2 separate regions of the Homo sapiens genome follow, and region 2 is linked to region 1. A link is a loop called in an ENCODE intact Hi-C map of the cell type or tissue named here. Cell type or tissue: heart right ventricle. All regions are shown on one strand.

Region 1 (8,000 bases):
TGGAAGTGATATTTAACTCCTAGAAATAGGAATCAGTGGAGAAGTTGGGGTAAGGAGGACTCTAGGCTGAGGATCCTGGGGCTAGATAGAGCTGGGTATTTAAAGCGTACTGAAAAGGCCATTATGGGTAAAGCATTGTGAATGACAGGAATGGGTGAGAGGAAGGCCTGGGATGGGCAGGGTCTTGGGAGCCTTGAAGATGTTTGAATTTTATTATAAATGGAAGGGAAGGTGAAAATTTGAAGCAGTGGAGTTGTAAGGCTGGATTAGTATTTTATGATGATTCTCTGTCTGTTATGTAAAAATAGACTGGAAGGTGACAAAAAGGCGGGGAGCAACCTCATGGCCGAAGCTGTGTGTCATATAGCTCTATGTTTAACACCTGGCACCATGCTGGGTGCATAGGGCCACTCAATCTATGTTTGATAGTGAATGGCTGTGAAGGCACAGATATTGAGTATATCATCATTCTGGATTCAGAAGATGTGGCCACCTTGATTATGCATTAGAATCTACATATCTCTGACTCAGTAAACTCACTTTTGGAAGAATATTCCTGTGGCCCATTTCCTGTTAAACGGAGAATAAACTAACTTTAGAAAGTGAGTTTATTGAATCAGAGGTATAAATGGTAGGTAGGTTCTAATGCATAATTAATTAAGGTGCATATATACAAATATAAAATGTATATGTGTCACGAGGTCAGGAGATCGAGACCACCCTGGCTAACGTGGTGAAACCCCCTCTCTACTAAAAATACAAAGAAATTAGCCGGGTATGGTGGCGGGCGCCTGTAGTCCCAGCTACTCGCAAGGCTGAGGCAGGAGAATGGCGTGAACCCGGGAGGCGGGTCTTGCATTGAGCTGAGATTGCACCACTGCACTCCAGCCTGGGTGACAGAGAGAGACTCCGTCTCAAAAAATAAAAAGTATATGTGCGAAATACATGTGTGTGTATATATAGTAAAATCTTAGATACAGTTAGTTTTATATCATGATGCTATTCTGTTTTCACATTTTAAAATGGCATATTGACCCTTCTATTCTGAGGAATAGTCTGCAAAGCTACACAAGGTCCTTGATTCTTTGCTTGATTCAGGCAGAAGGATGCATTTAGACATTTAATTTACCTCTGAACAGATAATGGACTTTTAGAAAATATATGCAATTAAGACATATCTTTTATGGTTTTGGGACACATCTATTTTCAAATCCCTGATTAGAAAACAACTGCCCATTGCGGTGGCTCATGCCTGTAATCCTAGCACTTCAAAAGGCCAAGGCAGGCGGGCTGCTTGAGCCCAATTTGAGACTAGCCTGTGCAACATGACGAAACCATCTCTACAAAAAATACAAAAATTAGGCTGGGTGCGGTGGCTCACGCCTGTAATCGCAGCACTTTGGGAGGCCGAGACGGGCGGATCACGAGATCAGGAGATCGAGACCATTCTGGCTAACACAGTGAAACCTCGTCTCTACTAAAAATACAAAAAAGTTAGCGAGGCGTGGTGGTGGGCACCTGTAATCCCAACTACTCGGGAGGCCGGGCAGGAGAATGGCGTGAACCCAGGAGGCGGAGCTTGCAGTGAGCCGAGATCGTGCCACTGCACTCCAGCCTGGGCGACAGGGCGAGACTCCATCTCAAAAAAAAAACAAAAATTAGCCAGGTGTTGTGGTGCCTGGGATGGCTGGTTGGAGGTTGTGGCAGGAGGGACAGCTTGAGCCCGAAAGGTTGAGGCTACAGTGAGGTCGCACCACTGCACTCCAGCCTGGGTGACAGAGTGAGACCCTGTCTCAAAAATAAATAAAAAGAAAACAAGTAATAGAAAATTGTAACTGCATATATTACATATTTAGTCTTGAAGATGCTTTCTGATGGTTCATTGTAGCTTCTAGGATCTGTGTTTTTTTTTTTGTTTGTTTGTTTGTTTGTTTTTGTTTTTGAGACAGGGTCTTGCTCTCTCACCCAGGCTGGAGTGGAGTACAGTGGCACTGTCACAGTTCACTGCAGCCTCGGTCTCCTGTGCTCAAGCATTCCCTTCTGCTGGGCCTATAGGTGTGCACTACCATGCCTGGCTAATTTTTTTTTTTTTTTTTTTTTTTTTTTTTTTTTTATTGTAGAGACAAGTCCTCACTATTTTGCCCAGGCTGGTCTGGAACTCCCAGTCTCAAGCACTCCTCCCAACTCTGCCTCCCAAAGTGCTGAGATTATAGGCGTGAGCCACTGCACCTGGCCTCTGTGATGTATTTTGAATACATTCATACTTGTTCTCATTTTCTTTTTCACATTAGGCCTTCGTTGCCTTGATTAGAAATGGTTTTTAAAAGATGAAACAATTGTTGCTGTTTTTTATTTTATTATTTGTTACCTTTTTCTTATAGACTTTATTAGTTTATTTTACCAACAATCACATGATTATTAGTCCATTAAAAAAGAATTATTCTTTATGTTTAACTTACTGGTTTTATAGCTTTCTTCTCTTTCAGTTCATATTTCACAAATTTTCTTGAGGATGTTGGTTTGTGTAGATGAACAGTTGTGGTACCTAAACATTAAGTGATTTCCAACAGCCTTAATGAGAATTTTTTTAAAGTTATTTTTAATTGACAAATAGTAATTGTATATATTTACAGGGTACAATATAATGTTTTGGTATATGCTTACAGTGTTGGATAATTAAATCAGGCTAATTAACAAATCTGGCCCCTCACATACTTACTATTTTTTCGTAATGAAAACATTTAAAGTCTACTCTTCTAGCAATTTTGAAATATATAACGTTTTATGATTATAGCCACCATTCTGTACAGTAGGTCACTGAAGCTTTTGCCTCCTATCTAACTGAAACTTTGTACCCTTTGGTCAACATTCGAGAATCTTGTGTAATAATTGAAATTTGTCATTTTTATAGGTTCTGATATATGTCATATATGCTCTTTTTTCAAAATATATATCATTGATTTTTCATTTGTCATATAAAATCTTTTAAAGTTCTGATATATGTCATATATGCTCTTTTTTCAAAATATATATCATTGATTTTTCATTTGTCATATAAAATCTTTTAAAGTTTATTGTTTTACTCCCTTTGTTATTAATAGCCTCACAGTGTTTACATGGCCCTCCTTTTTGGCAATTTAAGATTCAAGTCTTGTAGCTCAGGACTGAAATAGGCACCAGCCATAGAGATGAACACTTATGCTGTTATTTGGATTATAGATCAAGTCTTATTGCTAAAGCTGTGGATGGAGACTAGGAAGGACAGACACAGAGTCTGGGATTGGGCTGTTGAGCTGTGGATAGTTCCTCTTCGTACATATTTTAGCTACCTGGTATGTTTTGAAAATATACTCATCAGGTGCTTAACTTGTATTCTTTATTATATTTCTGTCTTCCTCCAATAGTTGAACCAGTAAATAATTTTCTGTATACTAAAAAAAAATGTGGTACATTTACTTTGTATATTAACTTTGGTTGCATTAACTTTGTCGGCTCACTTGTAAATATCTGATGATTGATAAGTTATAAATCAACAATATGTCAAAAAGAATTAGCTTGTTGTGACTTCAGTCAGTGGACTATTTTCTTGTTTTTTTTTTTTTGAGATGGAGTTTTGCTCTTGTTGCTCAGGCTAGAGTGCAATGATGCAATCTCAGCTCACTGCAACCTCCATCTCCCAGGTTCAAGCGATTCTCCTGCCTCAGCCTCCCAAGTAGCTGGGATTACAGGCATGCGCCACCATGCCCAGCCAATTTTGTATTTTTAATACAGGCAGGGTTTCACCATTTTGGCCAGGCTGGTCTCGAACTCCTGATTTCAGGTGATCCTCCCGCCTCAGCCTCCCAGAGTGCTGGTATTACAGGTGTGTGCCACTGCGCCTGGACTATTTCTTTCATGGGGTTTTCTGCTTACAGGACAGCTTATTGTTAACTTTTTATAATTCGCATCTAAACTTTTAATGGCTTCTGATTTAGGATGATTTCAGTCTCATCTTTTTTTCACTGCCTGCTAAATAAGTTTTGTCATGAATTTCCATCTTTGTAGCTAAATGGGAGTCATGCAAGTCTAACTTCAAAAATTAAGGACAAGAGACTAAACCTTTAAATTTACTGTGATCTTTGATTTTAAATGTTTTGATATAAGTGTTTGCTGATATATTTTGAAGATGGAAGTTGGGACATCTCAAGTTCTAGCATGCTTTTTCTTTCTTTTTCTATCTCGGGAACTTGACCACAGATCTCGATGTCCTAATAGAGGCAGCCTTATTATTTCCTCTGTCCTTAAGCAAAAACAATACATTTAATAAGTTTTGAGTAACGGAACATTCTATGGCTAAATGACTCCAAAGTGGGCATCACTCTTAGGCTTTGGCCAACTTGATGCTATAGATTTGATTAGGGGACTTCATCTGGAAATTTGTAGTGAGAAACCCAGATGGAACTCTAGAGAAAATACACTGTGCATCATAAGGCTTTGCTAAATGTAGGAAATAGAACCATGCCCCATTTGGTGACATTTCTCTTAGCAAATTCCCATGCTTCCAAATAACATTTAAAAATATGTCGTATTTTTAAAATAATTATTTAAAAAATAATCTTAATTAAGCAGCTTTATTTGGTATTACGGTAAGCATTGATAGAGAGTGTTAATCATTTCTATTGATGTTCTTCCTGCTTTGACAGTTTTCCTGTTCAAATTGAGCCCCTTTTAACTGTGGCTTATATAAACATGTTTATTTTATTTTTAGAGTCAGGATCTTCCTTGATCTCCCAGGCTGGAATGCAGTCGTGCAGTCATAGCTCATTGCAGCCTTGAACTTCTGGGCTCAAGTGATCTTCTTGCCTCAGCCTCATGAGTAACTGGGACTACAGGCATGTGCCACCATGCCCAGCTAATTTTTTTTTTCTTGTTTTAGGGACAGGATCTTGCTATGTTGCCCAAGCTGGTCTCAAGCTCCTGTCCTCAAGCAATCCTTTCTTCTCAGCCTCTCAAAGTGCTGGGATTATATGAGTGAGCCTTGATTTTTAAAGTGTAAGGCCTTAACTTTCATTTGTGTTAAGCAGATTTTATGTAGTCCACTGGTAGTTTTCATGATAAATATCTTTAATATAGAGGTTTTTAAAATAAAAGCGTGTTTTCTTAACTTACGTATTTCTAACAGAAATTATTTTAGTTTTGTGGAATCTTTTTATATAAATTTCTTTCTGTGCCCATTCAGAGATCCTCTTGTTTGGTTATCTTTTTTTCATGGAAATACACAGTAAGGCTCAATTAGTTTGTTATACCCACTTTATCCCAATTCTTAATAGGCTTGTAGCTTTGATAATAATCATTTGCTCAATGACCTCAAGGATAAAAAGATCTATCAGGATGTAAGGTTTTAGTTATTATAATTTGAAGAAATAAACTATTTGAGAGTTAGAATTTATCAGTGCACTCTTTCTTCTGCTGTATCTCATTTTCATTATATTGATACTTATACCTAAGACCTATACCAAATTTAAGTCCTTCTTAGTTTTTTAAATTCTACTATTTAAATATTTCTTGAATATTTCCTCCCTTATGCATTACTGGTGTCACTGTCTTAATTCAAGGCCCTAGAATGATTGTTTTGACCCAAACTAGACTTTTATGCCTAGGGCTTACTCCCTGTCTAGCAGTCATTTGCTCTGCCAACAGATATATCTTCTAGAGTTTGGATCATATGATGCCCCAGTGGCTCTTCAGTTTCTAAAGAATAAAATGCAAACCTGGAATCTGCTGTTCAGCATCCTCCCTGTTAGACTTCTGGATACCTATCCAGCCTCCTGTCTTCCTCACATTCTCTGCTGCAATGTTATTAATGTACCTGGCAGTTCCCAGGAGGGTCACTCTCTTTCTGGCTTCTGCACCTTTATCATGAAGTTCCCTCTGTATTAAATAGCCTTTCTCTGTAAGCTTGGTGCACTCCATAATCTTTTATTCTGCTCTAGTGATCTCTTGTTTTTACATATTTTCTGACAACTCCCTTCTCTGCATTTCAGGTTTCAATTAATTGCTCTACTGGTTCCCATGACATTTTATACAGGCTTCTTTTGGCTCTGATGTCACTGCATTGCTATTAGATAATTATATATCTTTTTTCTTTACTAGGCTATGAAATCCTTCAGGTCATGGACAAGATTTGTTGCAGCTTTGTATAGCCCCTGATACAAGGCTTGGTGCTGGGGACTCAATGTTGAATAATAATACAAGTTGAATGAATTAATTAATCATGTTCGAAGATTAGTACAGTTTTGGTTCAGAATGAACTTTCCAGCACTATGTGTTGTCTAATAATTTAAACTTTTTACTTGGTGAATAAAATTCAGTTTATTTATTTTCCTGCAGGTTTTGAATAAGAACATATTTTCATAGTAAAAAAAAGTCTTCTACTGGTCAAGTCCGAAAAGTTTCAAAATTCAGACTCATAAAATAAATGTAATAAATATAACAAAATACTGACCTAGGTTTATAATAGCTTTATGACGTGGTGAGGGCACTTTTGATTTTTCTATTAAACTGTGGACAGCATCTCCAAGGCCAAACTACATGGCTCTGACTGCTTTTACCCCTTGTATACAAACTTTGAGCTATCTCTGTGTACTGATTTTTTCTTTCCCTGAAGAGAAAATGGAAGAAATCACATAGATTATTCATCTACATTGTAATCCAAATGTAAGTCACCAGTAGCATGTTTATTCCTTCATGCATAGGGTGAGTCAGTGCTATTTAATAGGCCTTGTGTGTCATAGTGTGAACTTTACCTAAGATACCGAGGAATTTGAACTTAACCATTTAAATTTCAGGAATATGGTAAAGAAAGAGAAAATTATATACTTTTAAATAAAATAGAGAAAAGCTTCCTAAATCTTGCCATCTAGAGTAAGTTTCAGAATAAGAAGTGATATAACATCTATTTCTGGAAAAGTCTTGAACATAGTGCTAAATAATGCACTAGAGAAAAAAATCTATGTTTTTACCTTAGACCTCTTTAAAGCAGAGTCTAGCAATTATCATGTATTTAATTTACAAGATGAGAGTTATTTTTATTCTTGTGAACTGCAGTTGTCTTCAACTAATATGGTATTGAAATGGAAATAGAAAGAAGTGAAATCTAGGTAAAGGACAGATGCGTCAAGTAACATGACAGCTGAAATGGTTCATTTACATGGCTGACATGGACAGAGTGCAGCGACCAATACCAGAATTGCTTAGAAACCCCTTCATATTTTGGGGAAAATTGTCATTAAAGCAGTATTTCTGATTTAAATGTTACCTTGGAAGCAGGTTATATATTGCTGTGAAATTTTTTTTTTTTTTTTTTTTTGCTTTACCTGAAAAAAAGAAACAAAGCATATTTCAGTGTTTAAATCCTAGGTCTTCCACTTGCTACCAGTGTGACCTTGGTTAAGTTACTAAACCCCATTTAAAAAAAAATCTTTAGAATGATAATGATAGTACCATTATTATTAGGAGAGTTATTGTGAGGATTAAATGAAATCATATGTAAATAGCTCTCAACAGTACTTTGCGTGTGGTAAATGCTCTGATATTGTTAGTTCTTATTAGGATGCTGATAATCATACTATAATGATATTATTCTTAACCTTTTTGAGCTCTTTGGTTAAAATTAAATTTATGTGTTTATATTCATTCTGGCATGTTGCATATTGACAGCACCCACTAAGCATGGTGTTCTGGGCACACTGGTGAATTACAGTAGCATAAAGAAATGACCTTGTCCAGAATAAACAGACCAAAATAATGAATGTATTTTAAAAATATCAGATCCCTGAATAGAGTCTGGAGATCTTGTTTTTGGTGTTGGTTTTATGCTTAACAAGCTCTGCATCCTTGAGCAAGTTGTGAATTCCTTCCACGAAATAAGGGACTTAGACCAGATACTTGTTAATATTTTTTTCTGCTTCAAAATATTATGGCACTCAATCATTGACTGTCGGGGGAGTTAGGGGAAAGTA
Region 2 (8,000 bases), 160 kb after region 1:
GAAACCTTGTCTCTACTAAAAATACAAAAATTAGCCGGGCATGGTGGCACATGCCTGTAATCCCAGCTACTCGGGAGGCTGAGGCATGAGAATCACTTGAACCTGGGAGGCAGAGGTTGCAGTGAGCTGAGATTTCGCTGCTGCACTCCAGCCTGGGTGACAGAAGGGAAACTGTCGCAAAAAAAAAAAAGAAAAAGCAGATAAGAAAATAGGTTTGTAAACAATGCTTGGAATTGAGTTTTCTTAAAACCTGATCTCAGGTGTCTGAAGAAGAGACTGTTGGTGAGATTTGGCAGACTCTACTCCCCATGAATGTAGCATGTTCCTGCACCCATGTGATTGTTAATTTTACATGTCAACTTGTCTGGACCACAGGCTGCCCAGCTATTTGGTCAAACACTATTCTGAGTGTTTCTGTGACAGTGTTTCTGGATGAAATTAAAATTTAAATCAGTAGACTGAGTAAAGCTTATTTTCCTCCTTAATGGGAATGGGCCTCATCCAATCAGCTAAAAGTCTGAAAAGAACAAGGCTGACCCCCGCTGAGGAAGAGGAGGATTCTGCCTGTGAGACTGCCTTCCAGCTGGGACATGGGCTTTTTTCCTGTCTTTGGAGTTGAACTGAAACATCAGCTACTCCTGGGTCTGAGCCTGCCAGTCTTCAGACTGGAATGACACTGTCTGCCTTCCTGGGTTTAGGCCTTCGGACTCAGACTGAAACTAAACTGTCAGCTCTCCTGGGTCTCCAGCTTGCCAGCTCACCTGCATATCCTGAGACTTGCCTGCCTCCGTAATTGTGTGAGCCAATCCATATGATAAATCTCTTTCTTCTTCTTCCTTCCTCTCTCTCTTTCCTGTTTCTCTAGAGATCTCTGCCTGCTATAGCAAGCAGCACATAATCTGTGAAATACGTACTGTGACATGTGCCATATTGATTTCAGACCTGGACATACGTGCAGTCAGGTTAAACTCTATCACTGACTAGATGTGTAACCTTTGACAAATTATTAAACCGCTCGTCACCTCAGTTTCCTCATCTTTAAAATGGGAGTTCTTGTGAGAATACTCAAAAAAGCTCTTGAATAACACGTGGCACATAGCAAGCTGTCAAGATGTATTAATTCCTTAACATTCCAAACCAGACTACAAAACAAATGTAAGCAAGAACATAATGAGATAACTCTTTTTTTATTGTACTTTAAGTTCTGGGGTACATGTGCAGAATATGCAGGTTTGTTACATTGGTATGCATGTGCCATGGTGGTTTGCTGCACCTATCAACCCGTCATCTACATTAGGTATTTCTCCCAATGCTGTCCCCCCGCTAGCCTCCCACCCTCCGACAGGCCCCAGTGTGTGATGTTCCCCTCTCTGTGTCCATTTGTTCTCATTGTTCAACTCCCGCTTATGAATGAAAACATGCAGTGTTTGGTTTTCTGTTCTTCTGTTAGTTTGCTGAGAATGATGGTTTCCAGCTTTATCCATGTCCCTGCAAGGGACATGAACTCATCCTTTTTTGTGGCTGTATGGTATTCCGTGGTGTATATGTGCCACATTTTCTTTATCCAGTCCATCATTGATGGGCATTTGGGTTGGTTGCTATTGTGAACAGTGCCACAATTAGTTCAACCATTGAGGAAGTCAGTGTGGCTATTCCTCAAGGATCTAGAGTCAGCAACACCATTTGACCCAGCAATCCCATGAGATAACTCTTATCAACAAGCTGTCGTGTATTTCCATATGTTGTAAATGGATGTCTATGCTTCTTTCTGTGTCACCCTCCTAGAAAAGACTCAGACACTTCTCACTGCCCCCTCCCCAAACCCAAACCTACTGATCTTTTCTTATAATAGTCCTCCAGTTACCCACATAATCCAGTGGTAGCAATGCCTCTGAATGATTTAGTTTGAGTGCTTAGTCTACTTTTATAAGCAGAATTAAAACCTGATGTTTAATGGTGCCACTGTGTAACCATAACCATTTCCAGAGATTTCAGTGTAAAAGGTTGACTAGCCTTAATTGATTATCAAAAGGTGTAAAGATGACATTAGTACATATGGTACATCTACAAAATGGAATACCAAGCAGTTAGAGTGAAAATGAGGACGTGTTCTATGTGTTAATATATGAAAAGAGTTCCATGATATACAATTATTAACTAGAAAAAGGTGCTGAGAGTAACTTTTGTGTAGAAATGTAAGAAAATAATATATATTTGCATTTGCTGTTGTAGGCATGAGGAAATGCTAGAGCAAGGCATAAATAATCATAGCAGTGATTGGTTGTTAGATGGAGGGGAACTGTGGGGATGAAGGCCCCAAATGGGAATGACATGTCACCAAAAACTTTTTCATAATTGTTAAATTTTTGAGCCTTATGAATGAATTATCTGTTGAAAAAATTAAATTAGAAAAAAAGAGCAAGGAAAAGAAACACTATTAGGGCACATTCACATTAAGTTTTCTCTGTGTGCCCTTTGAAAGTTGTATTACACTGTTTTATTTATAGCCCCCAGCTGCAAATATCCTGGCTTTACTACTTTGACCTGATTTGAGTAATTTAAAAACTAGAATCTAGACAGATAGACATGCAGTGTCTTAATTACCGTAGTTTTAAATTTTTAGCATGATGAGTTGCAATATTAATATAGTTAGTGCCCAGCTTATAGAGAAGTTATGCTATAAAAGTTCCTCTTCCACCGTACACTTAAAAATGGTTAAGATGTTAAATTTAGGTTATGTGGGGTTTTCTTTACAATGAAAAAATCTTAGAAAAATACAATCTGACTTTATAGAAATGAAAATTTTGAATGAGAATATTTCTAACTACAGGGTTTTGGTCCTAAACCATATTGTTACTCTGACATGTACACTCTTTTATAGTGTATATAAATGTGTACATTTTACTGATTATTTTCTTTTGTTAAAAGTATCCTTGTTTATATTTGCAAACATTTGTTGGGTATGCTCAAGGGAAGATTTGTGTATTGCTAATAAATGTAACCAGCAATACTAAAAAAAAAAGTTCCTCCTCCAAACCGTCAAATGAATAACAATTGCTTTTCTTTTAGTGCAAGGTGGTTCCTACATCCTAAGTGAGAAAAGTAAGCATGAGGGGCCCCTGTAGTTTCACAGACCACTCATACACATTCTAAAAGCTAAATAACCCTTCCAAAGGCATGGCATGAGGTGATCCAAGACTCGTGCCAAGTGTCTCATACAGGCAGTGCCAGCTATTCCTAGTAGGGACAAAAGATATTTGGATACCCTGGTGTTTGGGGGAGTTTGGGAGGAGACTAGGTTAAAAGAGCGAGTCAGGATCTGGATAGATAAAGGAATGGAGAGAGCAGTCCAAACGTAAAGGGACAGTGGACAGAAACATAAGATGGACATGAGTGAACTGTTTTTTAGTGGAGTACTCTAAAACAGATGGGAGACCAACAGGGAACAGCAGGTAGTCCCTGAGCTGTAAAAGTCCTCGAGAAGTTTGGGCTTTATTTGGGAAACATTAGTTTTGGGGTAGAGGTAATATCCTAAATATTGCATAACTATATCTGTTTACTAACTCTTCTCTGTCTCTTTTCTTCATGCATTCAAGAAATATTTTTTGACCACCTCCTTTGTGCAAATCATTGATACAAGAAAATGAACCTGACCATAAATCGCAGACAATGGGCAAAGGCAAGTGTGGAGCAGAAAGCTGAAGAAGCCTATTGCAGTGACCCAGGGTTGTGGTTGTGTTGCTGGCATTGATAGATGGCTAATTTTTTTTGGACACTTACTATAGGCCAGTGTTAAATGCTTATATATTATGTATTATTCTCATAACCCTAGGAAATAGTTATTTTTATTATTCTCAATTTATAGATGAGGAAACTGCAGCTTATTGAGGTTAAGTGACATAGTGAGTCACACAGCAAATAATAGTATAAATATCATTGTGTAACAGATCAAAGTTTGCAAATATTTTACATGCCCTCTTTTGTTTGATCCTCTCCTTTTGTGGTAGGCACTGTAAATATTTTTCCCATTTTACAGACAAGCAAAGAATTGAGAAACTTGCATGGGCAGTCATTCATCAAATAGTAAGGATGCCTACTATGTTCCATGTGTGGGGAGGTGGCAGTAGACCAGCTAGATCAAGTTCCCTGCCCTCAGGGAGGTACTTTCTGAAGGGAATGAATAACAATAAATGATATAATTTCTGTATCGGACAGGTACTATGAGGCAGACAAAATAAGGTAAAGTGGTAGACTGGGGTTGGAGATGCCTGAGGAGAACAACTTTGGCCATGGTGGAGAGAGGAGGCCTATGTGGCAGGGATGATGGTTGAGACCTGTATGACCAGAGAGCATTCATTCTGCAACCTGGAGGAGAAAACACACCAGACAGCTGTAACCAGTGCACTTGATGGGAATATAGTTGGTATGTTCAAGGGACAGAGAGGACCCAGGGTGGCTAAAACATGGTGAAGAAGAGAAGGGAGAATAAGAAAGCAGAGGCAAGCATGCCAGAGCTAGATCATGGAGGGCCTCTTGGGCCTGATAAGCAGTTTTGTTATCATTTTACAGGAAGTTACTGGAGAGTTTTAGGCAGGGTGTTCATAAGCATGTGCATGTGTGGGTGGGGTGGAGTAGTAGTGAGATGATCTGATTTACACTTTTTAATTACTGTTTTCAGGATGGACTGCTGTGAATGGGTGGGATGGGGTTTAAGACTGAGGTAAGTAGACCAGTTACTTAACCAAGTAAAAGATCATGGTTACTTTAAGTAGAGTAGTATTAGCAGTGGAGAAGGAGAGAAGTGGTGTGTTTGAGACATATTTTGGAGGTAGAGCCAATACGAGTTCTTCGTGAATTAGCAGCACGTCACAGAGGCATACAGTATACTATAATGGATAAGTAGATTGGATTGCGCATGTTTGAATCTCCATGTTGCCACTTAATAGCTTTATGTATTAGCTGTATGATGTTGGATAAGTTTTTTAACCACTCTTTGCCTCAGTTTTCTCATCAGTAGATGAGAATAATTATAGTAACCTACCTAATAGGGGTGTTTAAGAGTATATAATTTAATATAGCCACCTGATTCTCAATAAGTGTTCTCAGTTTTTGTCACTGTTTTGTTTTGGTTTTTTAGCTGTTTTTGGTTATGGGGTTTGAAGGAAAAAGGAATTTAGGATGACTTACACATTTTTTGGCCAGAGCAAATGAGCTCATAATATGGGGTCTTATAGAGATAAGGAATGCTTTGGGAGTCAGTAGATTTAAGGATGGAGATCAGGTCAGTTTTGTCCACAGTAATCTAAGGCACCTATCAGATGAGCAGGATCATTGCTGGAGGAAGTGACAAGATAGGACTTGTAGGTAGATCTTTCAATCTAAAGTCTGCCTGCTTTCTGCTCTTTGAGAGGCAGGATAAGTGAGTGACTATGAGCACAGAATCTGCAGTCAGACTGCCTGGGTCTGAATTCTAGCTCCGCTAGGTCTGTGTCCTTGGATAAATTGCTTAAACTTTCTGTGCCTCATTTTTAAACCTGTAAAATGGGATAATAGTTTGATAAAGCACTTAAGCAGTTCCTGGCATGTGGAGTATAGTTATATAAAGTGTTCGCTGTTGTTGCTACTTTTAAATCCTGAATATTGCTATAGAAATGCAAAGAAAACAACATTCAAGATACTGTGTGAAGGAAGGACTAACAGGATTCTGGTGACTAATTGCATATGGAGGTTATGTAAAAGGCATCAAAGATGATTCTGAGGTTCTGAGCTAGAGTGACCCATTAATTGAGGGTTAAAGGATAAGAACCTGTTTGGGATGGAGGTGGGGTTGATGATGAGGAGTTGAGTTTTCAATCTATTAACTTTGGAAATAGCCAAGAGAAAATGTCCAGAAAACAGTTTAAAATGTGGGAACTAGAACTTAAGAGAAAGGTCAAGACCAGAAATATAAACATGGAAGCATCTGCTTATAATAGCAGTGGCAACCTGTCTAGGGCAGCCACTGTGGGGACACCAGCTGCAGCAGGGGAAGTGTGGCCAGGGCTGCACACTTCATGGAGCCAGAGGGGGCCAGGAGGAGGCAGGAGCCCCACTCCCTACTGAGTTGGTGGGGCAGGGGCCCCATGCTCTCAGGTGCAGCTGCAGCTGCCCAGCCGCAGCTCCAGACCCAGGCATCACTGCACTCTTGGGGGCCTGGGAAGCCCCCGGTCCCCACAGGTTCAGAAGTGCCTGCTCCCATTCCCCACTCCCAGCACCTGCAGCAGTACGGAACAAAGTTGTGACTGAGCCTGGGTGCTGATGCAACACAGCTGGGTGTGCGCACGCTCAGGGCAGTGTTGACATGCCATCCCCCTGCTGCCTCAGCCCCCTCTGGGCTTTGAGCGCCGATGAGCACAGGAGGGAGGCCGGTGGGGCTAAGGGCAGCTTGTTGTGGGCCTGCAGGTATCCCTTGGCACAAACAGCCTGGGCACCATGGACAGCATGTTGATGATGGCAGGAGGAAAACAGGCTCCTGGGCGGGTCCCTGGTGAAACCCTGCCTTCAAACCAGGGATGACCTGAAGCCTGGGGGCCGGGCTGCCACCCCTGGGTGGAGTCTGCAGCCCAGAGTGAGAAACTGTGCTTTTTCCGGGCCCACCCATGGCCGCCCATGGACCGATCAGCATGCGCTTCCTCCCTTCTGAGCCCATAAAAACCACCAGACTCAGCCAGACTTGGACAGATGTAGGGACTACCAGCTGCAGGAAAGAGTTACCCACTTCAGGTCTTCAGGTCTCCTTGACTCATTGGGATGAGCTGCCTGCAGAAAGGAGCTCCCACTGCGGGTCTCCTCTCAGCTGAGAGCTGGACACTCATCGGAATGGCCTGCCTGCAAAAAGTAGCTACCCACTTTGGGTCTCCTGGGAGCTATTATGTCACTCAATAAAGCTCCTCTCCGCCTTGCTCACCCTCCAGTTGTCTGTGTACCTCACTCTTCTGGACATGGGACAAGAACTTGGGACTCACCAAATGGCAGGACTGAAAGAGCTGTAACACAAACAAGGCTGAAACACGCACCCCCCACCCAACACCTGGCTCACCCTCGGCAAGTGTGGGATCCAGGCTGGTAGTGCAAGCTGAGCACAGCCTACAGGCCAAGTGGGTGGAACGAGCCCAGTAGGTGTGGGCAATATTCAGGTAAAAGGCTCCACCAGCCACAGAGGTTTCTGGCTGGCAAAGCAACACCCCAAGGATCCCATGACACTTAGAGATAATAGCTTAAAGCTACTAGAGTGGATGAGATTTGAGAAAGAGAGAATGAATAGAATGAATATGTGACCATAGACTTGTGTTAGGATTATGTATCTCCAAAGACAGGGCAGGATAGATTGTAGAGGGCAGAAGTACAGAGGCAAGAAAGGTAAGGACATAGTTATAGTCTTATATTTGAGAAATGAAAGGAAAAAAATGGGTAGTAGCTAAGTGTCTTAGTTTGTTCAGGTTGCTATAACAAAATACCATAAACTGGGTGGCATATCAACATCAGAAATTTATTTCTCGCAGTTCTAAAAGCTGGGTGATCCAAGATCAAGGTGCTGGTAGATTGAGTGTCTGGTGTGGGCCTTCTCTCTGGTTCATAAATGGTGCCTTCTCCCTGTGTCCTCACATGATGGAAAGGGTGCAGGGCCTCTTTTATAAGGATACCAATCCTGCTCATGAGGGTTCCGCCCTCATGACCTAATTACCTCCCAAAGCACCCCTCCCCATTCCCCAGCCCCTTATCCCCTGCCAATACCATCACCTTGGGGGCTAAAATTTCAACCTGAATTTCAGGAGGAACATGCACATTCAGACCATAGCATTAAAGAAGGTGTTAAGTCACCTGAGGATGTCTTTAAAAAGATGTTCAGAATCATTTGGGGAAGAACTAGCCATATAAAAAAATAGGATGACAGATAATCCAAATGTCTTAGAATGGTGGAAGCCAATGGGATCTAGGGCAACATAGGCATTATAGCAAAT

The links. Hi-C counts contacts between places; a loop is a spot of excess contacts. Peaks named below come from ENCODE experiments on the same cell type or tissue, not always from the same donor. Only the 100,000 strongest peaks of a DNase experiment are listed, where the experiment ranks them.
Region 2: it touches region 1 in a loop (2.0-fold over the local background); 7 of 110 quality-filtered maps call a loop at or near these places.

What each region holds. Positions count from the first base shown.
Region 1 is chr16:47,471,140-47,479,139 of GRCh38, forward strand. The region is part of intron 1 of PHKB (phosphorylase kinase regulatory subunit beta); the gene reads left to right. Among named protein-coding and RNA genes, the nearest start is that of PHKB, 14 kb to the left of the region's middle. In heart right ventricle, no CTCF peak of the experiment used is centred here; no DNase peak of the experiment used is centred here; H3K27ac peaks cover 1,483 bases.
Region 2 is chr16:47,630,303-47,638,302 of GRCh38, forward strand. The region is part of intron 14 of PHKB (phosphorylase kinase regulatory subunit beta); the gene reads left to right. Among named protein-coding and RNA genes, the nearest start is that of PHKB, 170 kb to the left of the region's middle. In heart right ventricle, no CTCF peak of the experiment used is centred here; no DNase peak of the experiment used is centred here.